Regions from separate parts of the Homo sapiens genome. Here region 1 is linked to region 2. The links are chromatin loops, found by intact Hi-C in ENCODE. Cell type or tissue: dorsolateral prefrontal cortex. All regions are shown on one strand. Region 1 overlaps DNAH10 (dynein axonemal heavy chain 10). Region 2 overlaps DNAH10 (dynein axonemal heavy chain 10).

What was found. Hi-C counts contacts between places; a loop is a spot of excess contacts. Peaks named below come from ENCODE experiments on the same cell type or tissue, not always from the same donor. Only the 100,000 strongest peaks of a DNase experiment are listed, where the experiment ranks them.
Region 1: it touches region 2 in a loop (3-fold over the local background); 3 of 110 quality-filtered maps call a loop at or near these places.

Annotation. Positions count from the first base shown.
Region 1 is chr12:123,895,972-123,898,471 of GRCh38, forward strand. It overlaps DNAH10 (dynein axonemal heavy chain 10), which reads left to right. Exons shown (of 79, transcript NM_001372106.1): 55 at 1,799-1,996. Among named protein-coding and RNA genes, the nearest start is that of DNAH10OS, 38 kb to the right of the region's middle. In dorsolateral prefrontal cortex, no CTCF peak of the experiment used is centred here; no DNase peak of the experiment used is centred here.
Region 2 is chr12:123,807,022-123,809,521 of GRCh38, forward strand. DNAH10 (dynein axonemal heavy chain 10) reads left to right here. Exons shown (of 79, transcript NM_001372106.1): 19 at 1,776-1,932. Among named protein-coding and RNA genes, the nearest start is that of DNAH10, 46 kb to the left of the region's middle. In dorsolateral prefrontal cortex, CTCF peaks have their summits at 1,375 (motif pointing right) and 1,575; a DNase peak (open chromatin) is centred at 1,366; H3K4me3 peaks cover 366 bases; H3K27ac peaks cover 620 bases.

The DNA.
Region 1 (2,500 bases), 89 kb after region 2:
GTGTGGTGGTGGGCACCTGTAATCCCAGCTACTCAGGAGGCTGAGCCATGAGAATTGCTTGAGCCCAGGAGGCAGAGGTTGCAGTGAGCCGAGTTTGTGCCACTGCTCTCCATCCTGGGAGGCACAGTGAGACTTTATCTCACACACACACACACACACACACACACACACACACACAGAGAGAGAGAGAGAGAGAGAGAGAGAGAGAGAGAGAGAGAGAGAGAATATATTCCCTGGAATTGAGATGACTATGCCCAAAGGCACAGATATTTGTGAGGCACCGTTTTTCCTGCACACTGTAAAATGGGCCCTGGGGCTGTGTTTTGCTAACCCCGGAGTAACTCAGGACCAGCTCTGCAGAATCTGGATTAATCGGTACTTTCAATCTGTCTTTCCTTCCTCCATTTTAATATGAGACATTCTCTGCTTTGAGCTGAATGCATTTAACAACCTATCAGATAATCCAGGTGATGTGATCTTGACACTGGAAGCCATCATTCATTCTTTCAGCGGGTGTATAGGAAGGCCCACCTTTGCCGATATGTGCTGGGTGTCATCCAGCGGTGGGTAACCGAATAAGCCCACCCAGTCCTCGGGCGGGCGAGGGGAGCAACAGGGCAGAGTTAGACGTGGTGATCGCTTCTGAAAACCCAAGGCCCTTCTGCCACGGTGTCTTGGCCTTTAGGGAAGACAGGGCTTCCTAACAGTAGGGAAGGAATTAGGTAACAGAGTGAGACCCTGTCTCAAGAAAAAAAAAAAAAAAAAAGAAGGATTAGCACGGATCACTGCTGTGGCCCTGAAAAGCCACCAATAAGTGATAGCCATTCTTTTCTTGTCCTATTAAAAACTTTAACATCATTTTTTTATTGTAGTAAAATATATGTAACATAACATTTTCCATTTTAAGCATTTTGAAATGTACATGTGGCACTAATCACATTCGTAATGTTGTGAAACCAACACCACTGTCTGTTGCCAAAACTTTTCATCATCCCAAACTGAAACTCCATACCCGTTAAACACGAACTCCCCATCGCCCCTCCCTCCAGCCCCTGGCAACCTCGAATCTGTGTTCTGTCTGTATGAATTTGCCTGTTCTAGAGAGGGTTCGTATAAGTGGAATCATGCAATGTTTGTCCTTTGGTGTCTGGCGTCTTTCACTTAGCATCATGTTTTTGAGGCTCATCCGTGTTTCAGCATCGGAACTTCATTCCTTTTTACAAGTGAATACTATCCCCGGTATAGATAGGACACATTTTGTTCATCCATTCCTCCGTTGCTGGACGCTTGGGTCTTTCCACCTTTTGCTTATTGTGATAGTCTACAGTAAACATTGGCATACAAGAATTCATTTGAGTCCCTGCTTTTCAGTTCTTTGGGGTATATACCTAGGAGTGGAATTGTTGAGTCATATAATAGTTCTATATTTAACTCTTTGAAGAATCCCTGTTTTCCTTTCTTAACAAGCATGGCTGGGTGCGGTGAGTCACGCCTGTAATCCCAGCACTTTGTGGGGCTGAGGTGGACCGATTGCCTTAGCTCAGGAGTTAAGACCAGCCTGGGCAACATGGGTGAAACCTCACCTCTACAAAATAATACAAAAAATTACCCAGGCATGGTGGCCCATCCTGTAGTCCCAGCTACTTGGGAGGCTGAGGTGGGAGGATCACCTGTGCCCAGGAGATGGAGGCTGCAGTGAGCCATGATCACGCCACTGCACTCCAGCCTGGGCAACAGAGTGAGACCCTGTGTCGAAAAAGAAAAAGAAAGAAAACATTTTTTATTCCTTCCTCTTCAGGGTATAATCCAATGATCCCGGCAGAAAATATAGAAAATGTGGTGAAGCATGTTGTCTTGGTTCACCAATCCGTGGACCACTACAGCCAACAGTTTCTACAGAAATTGAGGCGCAGCAACTATGTCACTCCCAAGAACTACCTTGATTTTATTAACACCTATTCAAAATTGCTGGATGAGAAAACTCAGTGTAATATAGGTAAGCCTTGGGGATGGGGTGGTTGACAAAAGTCATTATTATTTATGGGTAAGGATTCGAGCGCTGATCTTTTCTTTAGTAAGATGGGGCATCTTCAGTATTGAGGCCAAACGAAGCACATCTTGGATTTTGTGTCTTGGAGCGATTCTTTCATGTGGGCAGGACCCTGGCATGTCCTTATTTTTGTTCTCAGTGTTGAGTCTTAGACTTTGAAGCTTTACATTTTGATCACATTAGCAATTTTTAAATTTTATTTTTTATCTTAGGGATAGGGTCTCTGTTTCCCAGGCTGGAGTGCAGTGGTGCAACCATGGCTCACTGCAGCCTCGACCTCCTGGGTTCACGTGCTCCTCCCGCCTCAGCCTCCTGAGTAGCTGGGACCACAGGTGCAGCCACCATGCCTGGCGCACATTAGAGACAACTATCTGCTGCAGCAGCATGCACTGCCGGACAGGGCTTTTTAAAAAGTGCTCTGGCTGTTGGCCAAGGGAAGCACTGTCTTCA
Region 2 (2,500 bases):
CCTCCCAAAGTTCTGGGATTACAGGCGTGAGCCACCGCGCCTGGCCCTGCTATGTTTTCTTTTGATCCATTTATTAACTCATTCATTCATTTGTTCATCCATCCATCCATCATCCATCCATCCATCCATCTGTTCATTCACTCATCCATCCACACATTCATCCCCACATCCATCCATCCATCCATCCATCCATCCATCCATCCATCCATCCATCCAAGGTTGAGTAAAGCCTGCCCTGTGCTGCCTGTTGGATTAGACTCTGGTCACAGACAAGGCCCCTGTATCCTTGCAGTTTCTCTAACCTCATAGAGAAGGCAGGACACAGGGAAACAGACATAAAAGAGATGAGTTCTGTAAAAGAAACAAAGCAGCCTAGTGTTCTGGGGAGAGAATGGAGATGCTGCTGTAATTGGGTGGTCAAGAAAGACCCCGGAAATTCCACATTTTAGTAGAGACCTGAAGATGAGGAGTGAGCTGAAACGGGGAAGAGCTTTCTGGGGGAAGCCAAAAACTGCTGTGAAGACCCACAGGTGGGCCTTTGGTCAGTGGAAGAAACAGAAAGAAGGAAAGATGAGATTGAAGGAGGGGATGAAGCTGGAGAGGGTGGCAGGGGTGGATCAGGTCACAGGGAGCCTGGGAAGCCACGGCAGGGAGCTTGCATTTTATCTGACAGCCATGGGAGGCTGCTGGAGTGTTTTCAACTGGAGAAAGAGGAGGAGAGGGAGGGAGAGAGAAACAGGGAGAGGGATCGAGAGAGAGAGGTGGAGAGAGAGGCAGAGGGGGAGAGAGAGAGAGATAAGGAGGGGGGAAGAGGGAGAGAGGAAGGGAGAAGCCTGGAGAGGGAGAGAGAAACAGGAAGAGGGAGAGAGAGGTGAAGAGAGAGGGGAGAGAGAGGAGAGAGAAGGGGAGGGAAAAGGAGAAGGAGGGAGGGAGAGGGTGAGAGAGGGAGGTGGAGTGAGAGGGAGAGGGAGAGAGAGACGGGAGGAGGGAGAGGGAGGAGTTAGATGTTTTTGTTTTGTTTTGTTTTTTGAGACAGGGTCTCACTCTGTCACCAAGGCTGGAGTGCAGTGGCATGTTCATGGCTCACTGCAGCCTCAACCTCCCTGTCTCAAGCAATTCTCCCACTTCAGCCTCCTGAATATCTGGGACCACAGGCGTGTGCCACTATGCCCAGCTAATTTATTTTTATTTTAGAGACAGGGTCTTGCTGTGTTGCCCAGGCTGGTCTCAAACTCCTGGGCTCAAATGATCCTCCCACCTCAGCCTCCCAAAGTACTGGGATTACAGATGTGAGCCACTGCGCCCCGCTAGATGTTTTAAAATAGTGTCTCTGGCTGCCATGTGAATTACTGGATGGGGTTGGGCCGGCAGGGGGAAGCAGGGAGACTGGGCTGGAGGCTGATGAAGTTCCATCCCTGGGTGTCACATCTACTTTCATCCTGGAAAGGATGGAGCCAGTAGGGCAGGCTGGGTGGGGATGTGAGTGCTCCTTTTTCCTTACCAGAGTTGAGCAGGTTTTGGAAGTCATTATTGTTTAACTATTTTCCAACCAAAAGGTCTTCAGTTTTCCAAAAGTGGAAATGAACTGTTTGTATAAATTTAGTGCAAAAAAAGAGTATTTTAAGTAAGACTCACCCCAGCCTGTCTAGGACAGCCTCACAGTGTGCCATTGCCTGTACCTGTGATTTTTGTGGCCCTGGTCATTTCCATCAATTGCTTGGTGTATTTCACTCTAGTGAGATACACTCTGAGTCTTTCTCATCAACCCCTCTTAGGAACTTGCAGTCTTTTAATTCTTTGATCCTTGGAAATGTCCCTCTGTTCCACACTGAAACCATTCTGACGGCACCTGAGATCATCCTTCATCCCAACACAAATGAGATCGACAAGATGTGCTTCCATTGTGTCCGGAATTGCGTGGAGATCACCAAGGTGAGAGCGGAGGTGCTTGTGTCCTTGCTCAGACGGCATCTCAGGATGCCTCCGCCTCCCAAAGTGCTGGGACTATAGGCGTGAGCCACTGCCCAAGGTGGAATTCTTGACCTTCTGCCTTGTGACTCAGTCATCCCCCAGTTTTCCCCACTTCAGGAAATGGCACCAACATCAAACCAACTGCTTGACCCAGAAACTCGTCCTTGTTTCTTCTTCTCTCACCCAGCCCTGCCCGGCTCACATCAGTAAGTCCTCCAAACATACTTCCCATCTGTCCTCTTCTCTCCTGTCCCCCCAGTACCTTCCTATCCCAAGTGGCCATCACCCCTCTCCTGGACTGTTGCAGTGACGTTCCATCAATCCATTCTCCACCACCGGTGGTCAGAATTACCTTAAACAAATACAAATCAGGCCAGGTGCAGTGGCTCACGCCTGTTATCCTAGCACTTTGGGAGGCTGAGGTGGGAGGATTGCTTAAGCCCAGGAGTTCCAGACCAGCCTGTGCAACATGGTGAGACCCCCCCATCTCTACCAAAACTAAAATTAATTAGCTAGGCGTGGTGGTGCA